Linked DNA regions of Homo sapiens: region 2 is linked to region 1. A link is an interaction called in ENCODE POLR2A ChIA-PET data of the cell type or tissue named here. Cell type or tissue: CD4-positive, alpha-beta T cell. All regions are shown on one strand. Links, peaks and the distances in the headings refer to the core of each region. The heading gives the core; the rest is flanking DNA. Region 1 overlaps WFDC1 (WAP four-disulfide core domain 1). Region 2 has its middle 27 kb from the start of KCNG4.

Region 1 (8,338 bases), core at 8-8,007:
ATACTTAGAAAATATGTGCTGTAAATTATTGATAAAGACATATCAGATGGATGGGAGAATGGATGGATGGATGGGTGAATGGATAAATGATGGATGGATGGATGGGTGAATGGGTGAATGGATAAATGATGGATGGATGGATGCATGGATATATGGGTGGGTGGATAGATGGATAGATGGGTAGATGAATGGATGGATGGATGGATGGATGGATAGATGGGTGGGTGGATGGACGGATGGATATATGGATGGATGGATAGATGGATGGATAGTGGCTGGCTGGATGGCTGAATAGATAGATGGATATATGGGTGGATGGATGAATGGATACATAGGTGAATGGATGGATGGGTAGATGGGTGGATGGGTGGATGGATGGATGTATGAATGGATGAAAGAAGAGATAGATGAATGAATGCAAGGATATGTGCATGAATGGATGAATGGGCAGATGGATGGATGGTTGGGTGAATGGATGTACGGGCAAATAGATGAGTGGATATAAGGATGGTTGGATGGAGGGATAAAGGAATAGAAGGGTGGATAAAATAATAGATGGGTAGATGAAAAGATAGATGAATATATAGATGGATAGATGGAAGAATGAACAGATGGATGAATAGATCGATGGAGGAATGGATGGATGGATGCATGCTTGAAAAAATGGATGGATGAAAGATTAGATGAATATATGAATGGATGAATGAGTGAATGGATAGATGAATGGGTGGGTGGATGGATGGTGGGTGGATGCATAGATGGGTGGGTGGATGGATGAGTGGATGGATGGATAAATGGATAGACAGATGGGTGGATGGGGCCAGGCACAGTGGCTCATGCCTGTAAATCTAGCACTTTGGGAGGCCGAGGCGGGCAGATCACCTGAGGTCAGGAGTTTAAGACCAGCCTGGCCAACAAGGTGAAACCTCGTCTCTACTAAAAATACAAAAATTATCCAGGTATGGTGGCGGACACCTGTAATCCCAGCTATTTGGGAGGCTGACGCAGGAGAACTGCTTGAACCCAGGAGGCAGAGTTTGCAGTGAGCCAAGATTACTCCAGTGCACCCCAGCCTAGGCAACAGAGTGAGACTCCATCTCAAAAAAAAAAAAAAGGTAGATGGGTGGATAGATGGATAAGTGAAAGGATGTATGTATGAATGGATGGATGGATAGATGAATGGATGATTGGTGAATAGGTAAGTAAATGAAAGGATGGATGGATGGAGGGATGAAGGAATAAAGGGGTGGATAAAAGGATAGATGGGTGGGTGAAAAGATAGATGAATATGTGGATGGATGGATGAATGGGTGGATGGATGGAAGAATGAATAGATGGATGAATAGATTGATAGAGGAATGAATGGATGAAAAAACAGGAAGATGAATGAAAGAATAGATGGATATATGAATGGATGAATGAGAGGATGGATGGATGAATCGGTGGATGGATGGATGGATGGTGGGTAGATGGATGGGTGGGTAGATGGATGGAGGGATGAATGGATGGATGAAATAATAGATGGAGAGATGGATGGATCAATGGATGATTAGATGGATGAATGGAAGAGTGGTATCAGGCGTGTTTTCCAATTCTCTGAATGAAAGTAGCAGAGGCTTAAATATGAGCAGTTCCAGGCTCTGCTCTTCAGCATGAGGTCATGTTTGCCATGAGCTCCTCTGTGACTCACAACTCCCTGCCCACCATCAGACCACAGGTCTTCTATTTTGTTTCTTAATCCCAGGTCCCATTTTGTTCCCTATATCTCAGCCCTGGGCTTTTATTTTTTTCTTCACATAAGAAACTTTCACTGCCTTTTTTTTGTGCCCTCTGGAAAGAAAGAACAGTTTCTTCTTTTACCTGGATATTCTTTGTAAAGTTTGTGTCGTAGGATTCGCCCATCTGGAAAACAAGTGAGAGGAAAAAACTTCTTTTAGGAGTTTAGAAGGCCAAAACTGTTGTCATAATAACACTGAGGAATTACTTGTGTTTTTCAGTCTCCCCATCTCACTAGTGTACAATGGAATTGTTCAGAGGCTACATGAGCATTTGTAATGTCTCAGCTCTAGTTTCTAATATGATAATATCCAGAGCCATCAACCCATAAAGGAAAGCCCTGTGAGATCTCCTTAACATCTTTCAGGGTACAGCGGTCTTGAGAGCAAAAAGTTTCAGAACCACTGTCTTTTTTTTTTTTCTTTTAGACGAAGTCTCACTCTGTTGCCCAGGCTGGAGTGCAGTGGCATGATCTCAGCTCACTGTAACCTCTGCCTCCTGGGTTCAAGTGATTCTCCTGCCTCAGCCTCCCGAGTAGCTGGGATTACAGGCATGCGCCACCACACCCAGTCAATTTTGTATTTTGAGTAGAGATGGGGTATCGCCATGTTGGTCAGGCTGGCCTCGAACTCCTGACCTCAGGTGATTCACCCACCTCAGCCTGCCAAAGTGCTGGGATTACAGGCGTGAGCCGCCATGCCCGGCCAAAACCATTGTCTTAACAGATGAACTGGAAGCCAAATTTCAACACACTGTTGAGTAAATGTCATTACAAAATATGTTCACAGGGGGAAGAGATGACACTCTTTTGAGTCTGCCCAAGAGACACTCTGATGTCATTACTGCAAATGACAAAGTAACTTGAGTATGAATCCTCACTCGTCCTCTTTGAGCCTCAGTTTCCTCTCCTAAAAATAGGCATAAAATTAGTACCTCTTAAAGTTATTGTGAGGATTAAAAGAAACAATTTCATTTAAAACATATCTATGCAGTATTAGGATGAGCCGTATGAAAATTCTATCTTTGTGTGTAAAAAGTGGTCAACTGCTGGCAATTTCATGCATGTCCCATGACTAGCCGTGCTACCCACCCCATGGTAGCAGGAAAGCATTTGCTGACAGGAATGTGACCAGGACATGTGGATGCTTGAATGTGGCAATCTCTCTCAAATTTAGCTCACTTCTCCATCCTGGTGATCAGCGCTGCCTTTTCTGCTATAAGGTTAATCAAGCACATATGCGCGGTAGCCAGACATTTTCTTTTTCTTTTGTTTTGTGGCCATACTAAAAATCATCAGGCTGTTTGGGACCAGCACGGACATTTATCGGTCAAGGTGCTAACGCTCCATGGAACCGCTCCAGGCCCTCCGGTGGGTCAGCGCCTGCTGATCAGCAACTGCAGCAATAACTATTTTCCAAAGCAAATGGCTAAGGTTTTTGTAGGCTGGGGGAGCTCCCCAAAACTTTCCTGCTCCCCCTTTACCTGGGGGTGAATTCTGGCCCATAACACCACAAGGAGACAGAGGTAAATGTGGACCCCGGACCCCCTCCTCAGGCCAAATATAATCACTTATAATTTATTACCAAAAATGATTACTCGTCACTTTTCTCAAATTGCCTCCCACTCAAGGCTAGACAAGCCCCACTTCATTCTTCTCAAGCAGTGTCTTGGGCAGGACAAGGAGGGGCCAGCCCCCGCAGCTCAGCTTCTGTGTGACCTCAAACCTACTCAGAAAAATGCACCGATTTTCCCTGAACCCACTCTCTGAAAAACCAGATTTACTATACATGTCAGTGTTCATTTTCCTCTTGCATAAAATGTGAACCCCTCAAATGCCTGGTTCCAGGTGCTGGATGGTCAAACTTGAAGGACTATTGGTACCCGCTAGAAGCCTCTCTTACGGGAGGATGGCATCTTAGGTGTCGGCACAGGGCCTGTCGCTTACTCTCAAATGGTCCAGAAAAATACACACGTAGATTTATAAGTGGGGAGAGAGCATAAAGGAAAATGTAACGGTAGTTTTTTAACAACTGGTGAATCTGGGTGGGGGATTCAAGGTACTACTTTTGCAACATTTTTATAAGTCTGAAATTATTTCAAATATGCAGTTTTTAAAAACTTAAATAAAAAGCTTCTTCCTTGGTAAGGCTGGGACAAGGGGGCCACCCTTCCCCTGAGATTTTTGCTCCAAGGGAAGTTGCTGGAATTCAAAATGTTTTCAAACCTATATATAATTACCAGTAAATTACCAGTAATTATTGCTAAGTGTCAGCCCCCTGAGAACAAGGCTAGGGGGAATTCCACTTACAGTTCCATTTGGAAGCCTCAAATCGTTCATTTGGGAGGGGAAGCTCACACACACACACACACACACACACACACACGCACACACACACACAGGCTCTGAGGCTGGTGGACAGTCTTGGAATTCCAGCTCTTCCAGCTCTGCATCTTTTGGGTAAATTCCTGAACTCATATCCTCCCTTTACGAAGACAGGGATGATGGTGGCACACATTCACTGAGGACCTACAGTGGGCCAGGTGCTATTCTAAGCACTTCATACGTGTTTCTCTCACTCAAGCCCCATAACTACCCCATGAAGTAGTCACTATGGTTACCATCGCCATCTCTATTTTACAGATCAAGGAACTGAGGCTAAGAGAGGTTGGGTGACCTGCTCAAGGCCACGGAGGAAGAAAGTTACAGGCTTTGGACTTCTTTCTGTGGTTCTGAGCCTGCACTCTGAAACCTATGCAGCACTGCCTCCTGGTTCTACTTCTCCTTTTGCAGGCTTGCAGCAAAGCTTAATTTAAAGAGAGCACTCCAAAGGTGCATGTTAACAGTAGGCATCACTGGTGTGGTCACCACTGAATGACTGACCCTCTTTGCTTAGCTCTGTCTTGAAATGGGAATTTTTTTAACTGGTTTGAACCCTTAAGAACTAGTTTGACTTGGTTTGACCTTGGTCTTAGACATCATAGGGCTGAATGAAAAGATCAGGGGATGAAAAAGACAAGTGCCCAAGGCATTCCTATTATGCCGTCATTATTATAAATGGTGGCATAGCCCAACGAACTCACAACTCGCCCCACAGCTCTCTTTTGGAAAAGGCTATCCCTTCCACACTCCAGCAGCCTCACAGTGGCTGGCAGGCCCTTGCGGTTTTACCTCCAAAGGACCATACACCCCACCCACCCACGGCAGGATTGAGTGTCTAGAGACAAGCAGTGATAAAACAGTGAAGGTTGTTTACTGTGCTTGTGAATTGATGGACACTCTACACAGATTAACTCACTCCTCAAAGAGCCCTGTGAAGTACCTCAAGTATTATGAACCCATTTTACAGAAAAGGCAAATGAGGCCTGAAAAGGTTATGTTATTTGCTGCCCACAGCAGTAAGGGGCTGAGTAGCTGTGGCAGCCCAGGCTATCTGGCTGGAGAAGCCACCCTATAACCCCAAACAAAGCCCTGCAAATAGCAAGTGGAATGTAGAGGAAACCAAAAAGGCATCTCTTTGTTTCAAAGCCTTTTGTAGATAATTTCTTCAAAGTTCAGGATTCCGGGATTTGCATCACTTTATCTGCAATGATAATGACATTAAATGCATGACTGATTTTACGTCTATGCCTTTCTTGAAACACTTCAGAGAAAAACATTCTCAAATCAGAAAAAAAAAGAGGTTTTGGCAGATCATGCACTCCCCAGTATACTTTCGGCAAATAGGGTCACTGTAATTATCACCAATCTTGTCTGAGGGTCCTGTCCTTAGCTATTAGGGCTATGAGATGCCGAAGCGGGGACAGGGGCCCCTGGGTGTGGTCTCAGTCTGACTGACACTGACTTTGACAAGGTGAACCTGGCCACCCTGAAGTCCCAGATTCCTGGCTCACCACACAGTTCATCCAAACTCCATGCCAAAAAGCACATTGAAGTCTTTCAACTTGATTGCCTTGAGTGGGGTTCGAGATGGTTTTAGATACCACCAGGAATCGCTGTGCCATTGTTCTTTCTTTTCTTGGGAAAATTATGCCAATGAGAGCAACACAATTCACTCATCTATTTATTGCCTTTGTGTCCAAAGACGAACACAAATTAAGTCAAACTGAACAGTCCTGGCAGAAGTTCTGGAAGTTAAGGATTCTCAGACAATTCTAATTCAATGCAGTTTGAAAACAGATACAGATGCTTCTTGACTTACAATGGAGTTATGTACTGATATACCCCCTACAAGCTGAGAATATCTTAAGTCAAAATGCACTGAACACAGTTAACCTACTGAACACCATACCTTAGCCGAGCCTACCTTAACTGTGCTCAGAACACTTACATTAGCCTAGAGTTGGGCAAAGTCATCTAACACAAAGCCTATTTTATAATAAAATATTGAATGTGTCGTGTAATTTGATTACCATACTGAAAGTGAAAAACAGAATGGTTGGATGGGAACTTGAAGTACAGTTTCTACAGAATGCATGTTGCTTCTGCACCAGCGTAAAGTCTAACAATCTTAAGTTGACCATCGTAAGTCGGGGTCCATCTACACATACGTGGATATAAAACATCCAGTGCTTACTGACCACCTACTATTCCTTAGGGCTGCTCCGACTGCTCTGCACTTATGATTTCAGTCACGCCCCACAACAGCATGTAGTAGCCCCATTTTACAGATGAGGAAACTGAGGCTCAGAGATAGGAAGAAATTAACCCCAGTGTCGCCCAGCTGGGAGGTGCAGAGCTGGGGTTTGCAGCCAGTCTGCTGGCTCAAGAGCTTCGGTCACATGCTAGTGTGACAGGGAAAGGGTAGGGGCCATGAAAGAAGGAGCCGGGCAGGGGGAAGATGTGAGGAGCTCTCAGTCAGGCCCAGGTGCTGGGGCTGCTTCCTGGGGCAGGTCGTCCATGCGGGTGAGAGGCGCTTACAGGGAGAAGGGGACTGGGGCAGGAGCCAGGATCAGGGCTGGGGTGCCACACTCACCTGCTTGCCGGCGCTGCTTGACGCACTGCCCACGGTTGGGGATACCTTCGGCCACGTCACCTGGGCTCAGGATGTGGCACTCATAGCCCGAGGGACAGAGCAGGGGTTCGGCCCCATCCTCCGTGGTGCTGCACGCCTCTGCTGCAGGAGGGACACACGCTGGGGTCTAGAAGGCCGACTCCCAGGACAGGTGCACATGCTAGGGTCTAGAAGGCAGACTCCCGGGACGGGTGCAGGGAACGCACCTCACCCAGAGAGGCGGCCTCGCCTCTGTACCCCAGGTTCCAGGCTAGGCCCTGGGTCTCACTCAGCGGCATGTGGCACACGTGCACACCCACAAACACGCACACAAACACAGGCAGTCCAAGCTCACCTGATCCCAAACATACTCTCACAGGCTCAGCAACATCCATATAGACATGTTCACGGATACACCCTGAAACACACACTCAGCCCTACAGTCGCATGGGGACACAGACATTTACACAAGCAAGTCAGACGCACAAATACACACAGACATATACGCACGCATCCCCACACACAAATCCTGCACACACATATCCACACCCACATACACACACGCTTACCCACACATGTACACTCACAATACAGTCACACACTTTTGCATGCACACACACACACACACACACACACACACACAAATATTCAGCCACAGGCACAAGGACAGCCACACAGTTGCATATACGGCCGCACACTCTAGCGGACACAGTCACACAACACACAGATGGACGTGGAGTCAGAAGCACAGCCGCAGGTGTGCAAGGGTGCCCGCTCGCACCTCCTAGGCCTCCAGGCCCCCGACCTGCATGCTGTTCCTTCCAGAAATTGCCCTCTGCCTCCTGGTACCTCCCCCACCCCCAGGGAGGCTTCATCATTAGAGAGCGGTGAACCCCCTAGAATTCTAGGAATTTGAAAACCAACCCTAAGCCCCCTCCCCTTCAATTCTCCATCCAGGAGGAGGCTCCATTCTTGGGGAGAGTCGAAGCCCTTATTCTGTACTGGGCTTTGATTCTGGCCAAGCCCCCAGCCATCAGCCCTTCTTCGCTGGGGTGGGGAGGATCAAAGAGGGCTGAGTGTTTGGCTGAAGGGCCCGTGCATGGGGGACAGCCGGCCTGGTGCTGCCAGCTTTCTGGAAGCAGCTGAGAAGGAGGGATCGAGGCTTGGATGTAGGGTCTGGGCTTTACCCGGCAGGTACCTTGTAACACCTCCTCAGGGCCATCCAGGAGCCAGCCATTGCCACCAAGCCATCGAGGTTTCGGCTGCACCAGCCAGTCTAAGACTAACACAATACGGGGTCAGATCAGGGCCCTCCTCAAGCAGCTGAGAAACGCCCAGGCTTGGGGGCTGGGGGCACCCCAACTTCATGACAGCACAGAGGCTCCCCATGGGAGAAATAACTATGGTTCCTGGCACACCTTCACCCTTTGCTTTTAGTGATAGAACCTTTCACTGTGGGCTGGGCACTGGGCCACAAAGCTGGGGACTAGCCTTCCCTGCCTCCCTTGCAGCTACAAAGATGTGAGCAGCAGTGACCATGCAACTTCCTGTCTCACCCTCCAATCGGGGCT
Region 2 (8,338 bases), core at 201-8,200, 55 kb after region 1:
CTTACCATGTGCTAGACACAGTGCTAAATGTTTCACAGGCAAATGCCATTGGATCCTTATGATCTGCGAAGTAGGATTTATTGTTATGCCCATTGTACAGATGAGGAAACTGAGGCAGAGAGCTCCAGTAACTGGCCCAAGTGCTTGGCAATTGAAATAGAGATTTGAACCCAGGCAGTCTGACTCCAGAGTCCTCCTCTTACCACTACACTCTAGAGACACCCCAGATGAGTCCACACTTCCTCAAGAAAGCTCTCCACTACCAGGCAAGGTTTGCTGCCTCCCCCTCTGAGCTCTCACACGGCTGGTGCTCTGATCATAGCATCTAACTTCTGCATCATAATCGCCTGCCTCGAAGATTGTCTCCAAATAGGGCCACCGAAAATTCCTCCTAATCCTGTATGCGCCTGCCAGTCCGGACACCAAGAATCGGTGCTCTTCTCTCCTCTCCTTGGTCTGGCCTTGTGACTTGCCTTGAGCAATAGAATTCAGGGAGCCCAGGCCTTAGAAGACAGCAGCTCTCATCTCCTCTCTCAGACCCCGGCCGCCATGCTGTGAGGAAGTCCAGGACTACTAAACCATGAGATGCTCTGTGGAGACGCCTCATGGGCGAGGCCACCCTGGACGTTCCAGACCCAGTGGAGTTGCTGACAAACTCCCAGCTGTGTGGCTGGGCCCAGGTGACACCAGCAGACGACCCAGCTGAGCCCCAGCCAACCCACAGGATCGTGAGACTATCACAAATCATTGTTATGCTTGGTTCATCTTTCAGCCTTAGTTTCCCCATCTGAAAAGTAGGGAAGGTGATTCCTAGGTACCAGATTTCTCGTGAGGATTAAATAAAAGTACCTCACAAAAGAAGATGGTCAATCGTTGGCTGCCAGTTTTTTAACTCTGGACCAGCCAAGAGGACAATCGTTCCTTTTGACTTTCCCCACGTCATCAACTGCGCCCCAAGTCCACACCACGCTTGCATCCCCACACTGTCCAGAGACACAACTGTCTGCGCCTCCCAGTCTCATCCTTCTGTGTCTGCAGCCCATCTGGTGTTGCTCCCTGGTCCTGCTGGCTGGGGAACATGGGGGTGGGGCAGGCTGATGTCTTCCACTCACCCGGAGCAGCTGGCCCTGGAGTCCTGGGGACAGGTGAAGGAGACCAGAGAAGTGACTCCGTCCAGATGTGTGTACACCATCCTGCGTGGACTATGGCTTGGGCACAGAAGGGACCTGACCCACTTAAACAAATGGCTGTAAAATGCATCTCCACTATGTGGGCTACAGTCGTGAATGATTTGACCCGGACCTGTTCTCAGGCAGCAGAAACAAGAAACAAAGGATATTCCAGTTAGGGAATGCTCTCAAGATCATCTATTCCAGAAGTCACAGATGTGCGTGCCTGTGGGGTGAGGCCAGACAGAAATGTACAAGACAGGTGAGTATAACACAACAGGGCGCAGTCTAACACTGACCAGGTGCAGTGTGGTGACTTCAAGAATTTTTTTAAATGAAAGTATAACATACATATACATGTAGAGGGTGTATAACTTCAAGGCCGGTGGATTGCTTGAGTCAGGAGTTCGAGACCAGCCTGGGCAACATGGTGAAACCCTCATCTCTACAAAAAATACAAAAATTAGCCAGGCATGGTAGCATACCAGCTAATTTTTGCATTTTTAGTAGGGACAGGGTTTCACATTATTGACAGGGCTGCTCTCAAACTCCTGACCTCAAGGGATCTACCCACCTTGGCCTCTCAAAGTGCTGGGATTACACGCGTGAGCCACTACTCCCGGCCTTTAGAAACTTTTTTTTTTTTTTTTGAGACAGAGTATTGCTCTGTCACCCAGGCTGGAGTGCAGTGGTATGATCTTGGCTCACTGCAGCCCCTGCCTCCCGGGTTCAAGTGATTCTCGTGCCTCAGCCTCCTAAGTAGCTGGGATTACAGGCATGTGCCACCACGCCTGGCTAATTTTTATATCTTTAGTAGTAGCCATGTTGGCCAGGCTAGTCTCAAACTCCTGACCTCAGGAGATCCACCCGCCTCAGCCTCCCAAAATGCTGGGATTACAGGCATGAGCCATCGCACCCAGCCTCTAGAAACTCTTTGAATCACATATTAGTTATATTGTGTTATCTTCTGGTTTTTCAATTTTATTAAGGTCAAGTTTGTGATAAAGGTAAAAATATATATACATATTTATAATTTATATTAAAAGTTAAAAAGTTTCCAGTTTTACTAAAGTGAAGCTTATATTAGAAGTAAAAACAGAAGCATTCACTTTACAAGCTCCTGGAACCTGTAAAGCCCTGAATCGAGTCAGTGGTGTCCTAATGCAGAAGGTTAATGTTTGCACACGTGGCATTCTAGTTACGTTTTGAAATGGCTTCACGGTCCATTAGCCACTTTGTGGAGGCATGAATTTTCCCAGAGCACCATTTTAGCGAAGGGGACTGATGGCCCGAGAAGGAAAATGGGAGGCTGGAGGGCGCGATGCCCCATAAAACCCAGATTTCATGACACTGAGGAGATTAAGCTGCTGTGTGCCACACTGTTCATTTCAAGTGGTCTTGAGGGACTCCCTTTAATCTCCAGGTGAAAGCTGACGATTCGGAGGGTGATAATATGCAACCGTGTTCCAAAGAGTCCAGAGAGAAAACCCAGCCTGGTCCCAATTTCTTACCTTTTTTTTTTTTTTTAAATCTCTCATTTGTGGCATCTGATGAGGACTTAGTGTGATTAAAGTGGCGGCAGGAGCTAAAAGATAAAACAGCTATTTGAGGGAGGGAATTTTTCCAGCTGAGCTAGGAGATCAGTTAAATCCCTGGCTGAGATATCAAATCATTAGCACCTCCATAATCCGGGGGTGGCTTAACCCTGCCTGACACGTTGGAGTGGCGAGGGACGGGGCTGGGGGCACAAAGACCCCAGGGATGGTGCTGACACAGGGCGCCAGCCAGGGAGTACAGATAAGGCAGGCGGGTCTCCTGGGGTCAAGGTGAAGAAGGTGGCAGGAAATAGAAATGCCAGGTGTCTGCCTCTGCCCTGGAGCAATTTGTGTGCCGAGGCCAGATGAGTGACCTTGGCGAGCCAAATGCACACTGAGGCTAGGTCCTTGTCCAGGTTTTGTTGTTGTTGTTGTTGTTTTCTGGGTGTTAGGAGTTGCCTAACGGCACAAATCTGGGATGGCCTCAGGCCCCTAAACCCCACCCACGTGCCTTCTAATGGGTGGTTGTAAATTAACTCCTGAGTTCACCTACCAGCTGCAGAATCCTGACAGTGATATTAAGTCTCTCTGGGCCTCAGTTTCCTCATCTGGAGAATAGGGGCAAATGACAATGCACCTTCCACAGAGCCATGGGAGGAGAGTCTTCTAGCAAATCTCCAGGTCTAAGGTGGGTCATGCCCAGCAGGCGTCACCTCTCACCCTTCATCTCTGTAGACAGTTCATCTTAATTGTGGATGTGTTTTAACTTATTTAAACCCAAAGTGAGCTGGACACATTGAACGCTGAAGGAGAGACTGGCTCTTCAGATTCCTTCTTCCAAATGAGGCCAGGTTCCCTCCCTGACCTCAGCAATTTCTACTTCTCTCTGCCCATGCTGACACGTGGCTGATGTGTACCAGAATGGCCATGTAGCCCAAACAGGTGAAAGCACCCTTCCATACCAATTAGCAAACAGCCTCTCCCACTGCATCCCAAGTGCCCAGCTTCCCTGCGCCCTCGCCCCTGACTGCCTATGGTCTGACAACCAAAGGGTTAACCCTGGACAGCAGGGGGCTCTGAGACCTATGGCCCAGTGAATGTCATACTGTAGAGGCGCTGCACTGGGCCCACCAATACTCTCAACAGGGATGTGGCTTCCTCACCCCCTCCATTTGTAGAGCAGAAGAAACTGTGGCTCCAAGAGGGAATGTGACCAGCTCAAGGTCAATCATCCAGGGAATGGCAGAGTCAGGACCTCCCGAAGCTGTCAGACTCCTCTGGATGAGGTGAGAGCATGCAGAATGTTGGGGAGATACTGAAGGCAACCCATGCCTTGCCTCCTGGTGCACATCAACCCTCACCTCTAGACAAAGACTGCCTGGGTCTCAATCCCAATCTGCCACCTACAAGTCTTGTCATCACAGGCAAGTGACTTCAGCCTTTTGTAAGATCAAACTAATTTTCTTAGTTTTAAACAAAACAATACAACAGAGCTTTTCAACCTCACTACTGTGGACCTGAGAAAACAGATTATTCTTTGTTGTGGGTGCTGTTCAAACATCATAGAATGTATAGCAGCATCCCAGCTTCTACCCTCTGGCTATCAGTGGAACCTCCTCCCCAGTCAGGATGATCCACACATCTCGAGGCATTGCCTGCTGTCCCCTGGGCGGCAAATCCATCTGAGCAGGAGAGCCCTGCTTTATAGGATTGTTTCGAGGGTTAACAAGTTTAGAGAGAGAACCTGACGTACAGTTAGTCACTGTCACTGCCTGGTTCCTCAGTTAGGATTGGGGTTGCCTGCAAGGAATGGTGACCCTAAAATAAGTGACCTAAACTGGACAGTCGTTTGGTTTACTTGGACACAAATGGACAAACATTAGCAGTTTGGGGCTAGATGGCAGTTCGGCTCCACTTCTCTAACGTTTGAACTCGTCCTCTGGGTCCAAGGGGACAGCTACAGACACTGTGGAGAGGGGAGGGGCAGAGGGCACTTGCCTGCCAGCCAGTAAGATCCCCAGATGCCACCACCATGACCTTCCACTAACATCCCATTGGCCACAATGTGGTCACATGGTCACACCTAGTTGCAAGGGAGGCTGGGAAATGTAGTCTTTATTCTGGGGGTTGGGAGGTGGACAGCTAATGTTATATTACTGTGGAAGAAGAGAGAATTGGCTCAATGGGGTCATGGAATCTCTTGGGCCTGCTGCAGTCAGGAAGCTGATTAAAGCCAGAGGCTGTCAGAGCCATGAGGACAGAGGGCGAGATAATCCTGGGAGCATCTGGTACACTTTGCTTAATAAACCACTGGACAAGAAATATTAGCAGAGCACATAAGAAATAAACACATAGGAAACTCGCCTCTAAACAGAAATCCTGCAGAACTGACACCCATTATAATCAACTCCCTCCTCCATGCCAGGACCATGTGCCCTCCATGTTCTGTGTGAATTTGTGGCAGGAGGACAGAAACATTGGAACTGGACCAGGAATCCAGGGGACTCTACTTTCCTCTTGATTCTATCACCTGGAGGCTGCATGACTGAGATGAAGTCCCCATGCCCTCCAGGCCTCAGCTTTCTCAGTTGTACACAGGGCCAGTATTGGAGTCTCAAACAGCAAAACGAGCCTGGCCACAGTGGCTCACACGCGTAATCACAACACTTTGGGAGGTCAAAGTAGGAGGATCACCTGAGGCCAGGAGTCTGAGATCAGCTTGGGCAACATAGGGAGACCTTGTACTCTACAAAAAATAAAAAATAAAAAAACCTAGCCAGGTCTACCTGCCCATAGTCCCAGCTACTCAGGAGGTTGATGTGGGAGGATGGCTTGAGCTGGGGAGTTCAAGGCTGCAGTGAGCCATGATCGTGCCAGTGCACTCCAGCCTGGCCAACACAGTGAAACCCCGTCTCCACTAAAAATACAAAAATTAGCCAGGTGTGATGACAGGCGCCTGTAGTCTCAGCTACTGGGGAGGCTGAGGCAGGAGAATCACTTGAACCTGGGAGGCAGAGGTTGCAGTGAGCCAAGATTGCCTCACTGCACCCCAACCTTACTTCTCTAAAGACAGCCTGAGAAAAAGCCTGCCAAGAAAACAAGGGACAGTGCTCTTGCCAAGTTTAGCTTCCCACTACATCCCAAGTGCCCTTCTATTAACAGGCTATGGTGTAGAAACAGGGCTGATTATGTTTGGGGACTTGACCCCCAAATCGGCATCTGCCTTTGAGGAGGGAGCAGAGGGGAGGACCCTTGAGCTTGCAGAGACAGCGGTGACTCCATCTTGGATGCTAATCTGCCATGTTGATTTCTGATTGTCTCCAGTCCTAGGAATGCCTCTTGCTGCCTATTTTATTTACTATCCCTAGTGTAAGAACATGACAACCTTGATATCATTGGACAAATTCTAAGCTATGGCACACACGACATTCTTGCCTGTTAGGAGGGTTGCCTTTGTCTTACTGGAGCATGTACCCCCTTCCCCTGTGGTAGATGATATGGTTTTGCTCTGTGTCCCCATCCAAATCCCACCTTGAATTGTAATAATCCCCACATGTCAAGGGCACGGTCAGGTGGGGATAATTGAATCATGGGGCTGTTTCCCCCCTACTGTGTTCATGGTAGTGAGTAAGTCTCACAAGATCTGATGGTTTTATAAATGGGAGTTCCTCTGCACAGTCTCTCTTGCCTGCTGCCATGTAAGATGTACTTTGCTTCTCATTTGCCTTCCGCCATGATTGTGAGGCCTCCCCAGCCATGTGGAACAGTGAGTCCATGAAACCTCTTTCCTTTATAAATTACCCAGTCTTGGGTATGTGTTTATTATCAGCATGAGAACAGACTAACACAGTCGATAAGCCTTGGGTCTGGGGGTAACAGGGACAGAGATCTACCCGTCCTGCTGCCTCCAAGACCATGCTTCTGTCTGCAAGCTCCCCCCGTAAGACAGGCTTTATCCACAAACTCAATCTGTCTGCCTTGCTCTTTGGTGTCTCGGCTCCTTTGCCTTTTTTTTTTTTTTTTTTTTTTTTTGAGATGGAGTCTCACTCTGCTGTTGCCCAGGCTGGAGTGCAGTGGCGGGATCTCCATTCACTGTAACCTCCACCTCTTGGATTCAAGTGATTCTCCTGCCACAGCCTCCCAAGTAGCTGGGATTATAGGCGCCCGCCACTATGCCTGGCTAATTTATATATTTTTAGTAAAGACAGGGTTTCACCATGTTGACCAGACTGGTCTCGAACTCCTGACCTCAGGTGATCTGCCCGCCTCAGCCTCCCAAAGTGCTGGGATTACAGGCATGACCCACCACGCCTGGCCTCCTTTGGTTTTTGGAGGCCACATTGCATACACAGCCTTTTCATGGAACAAGCTTCCTCCAAGGCTCCCACGACCCACAGGCACCACACTCAGGGCTCACCAGCGCATGAAATCCTCACAAGCCCATTCCACAGAGAGGAAAGCTGAGGCTCAAGAGGTTAAAAAGACACACAAGGCCACACAGCAACTTCTGTGCCAACAGAGCTTAGAATCAAACCCACTGACCTCCAGGATCCCGGCCTTGTCTTGACACTCTCTTCTGATTTCCCAGACGGAAGCTCAACTTCTTCTGGGGTCTCCCTGTCACTGTCAGTCTCCTGCATTGTGGTCATGTTATGGTGACATTACAGGGAGCCAAGACTCAGCGCTCTGCTCCTGCATGGCTCATTCAGGGGCCTGGAGGCCCAGCTTCTCTCTGTGTGTCTTGTGGCATTGCAAGCTCAGACCACGGCAAGAGCCCAGAGTGTAAAAGCAGAAACACAAAGGGCTCCTCAGGTGTGTCTCAGGGATGAGGACCCTCAGACGGCCCTTAGCAACCAGATGCACACTCACCCCCAAACCCCTTCTGCAGCATCTGCAGATCACTGGGCACTCACCATCTACATATAGCTAGTTTGGTTTAGTCTTTTTGAGACAGAATCTCACTCTGTCACCTGTGCAGTGGCATGATCATGGCTCACTGCAGCCTCGACCTCCCCACACTCAAGCAATCCTCCCACCTCAGCCTGCTGAGTAGCTGGGACTACAGGCATGCACCACCATGCCTGGCTAATTTTTGTATTTTTTGTAGCGATGGGGTTTCACCGTGTTGCCCAGGCAGGTGTCCAACTCCTGAGCTCAGGGGATTCTCCTACCTCAGCCTCCCAAAGTGCTGGGATTCCTGGTGTGAGCCACGGCACCTGGTCTATTTTGCTTTACATTTTAATATAAATGGGACTGCACCAGAGACATGGATCTGCATCCTGCTTCCTCCCCTTAACAACATGCTTGAGATCCCTCCACGTCTGTTATATAGAAGGTTATCGTGTTATTTTTCATAGCTGTGTAGTATTCCACAGTGTGATGATTAATTTTATGTGTTAACTTGACTGGGCCACAAGGTACCCAGACATTTGGCCAAACATGATTCCAGGCATGTCTGTGAGAGTGCTTCTGGGTGAGATGAACATTCCATCAGTACACCGAGCAAAGCTGATCATCCTCCCTCATGTGGGTGGGCTTTGACCCATCAGTTGAAGGCCCAACTAGAACAATAAGGCTGAGAAAGAGGGAATCCCTTCTGTCTGACTGCTCAAGCTGGAACACTGCCTTTTATTT

The links. Peaks named below come from ENCODE experiments on the same cell type or tissue, not always from the same donor. Only the 100,000 strongest peaks of a DNase experiment are listed, where the experiment ranks them.
Region 2: POLR2A ChIA-PET joins it to region 1 with 6 read pairs; 3 of 35 experiments call an interaction of 5 or more read pairs at or near these places.

What each region holds. Positions count from the first base shown.
Region 1 is chr16:84,317,983-84,326,320 of GRCh38, reverse strand. It overlaps WFDC1 (WAP four-disulfide core domain 1), which reads right to left. Exons shown (of 7, transcript NM_021197.4): 3 at 7,966-8,049; 4 at 6,750-6,890; 5 at 1,861-1,902. Among named protein-coding and RNA genes, the nearest start is that of WFDC1, 27 kb to the right of the region's middle. RefSeq lists an enhancer at 6,335-6,856. In CD4-positive, alpha-beta T cell, for the core only: no CTCF peak of the experiment used is centred there; no DNase peak of the experiment used is centred there.
Region 2 is chr16:84,262,992-84,271,329 of GRCh38, reverse strand. No RefSeq gene overlaps it. Among named protein-coding and RNA genes, the nearest start is that of KCNG4, 27 kb to the right of the region's middle. In CD4-positive, alpha-beta T cell, for the core only: no CTCF peak of the experiment used is centred there; a DNase peak (open chromatin) is centred at 4,759.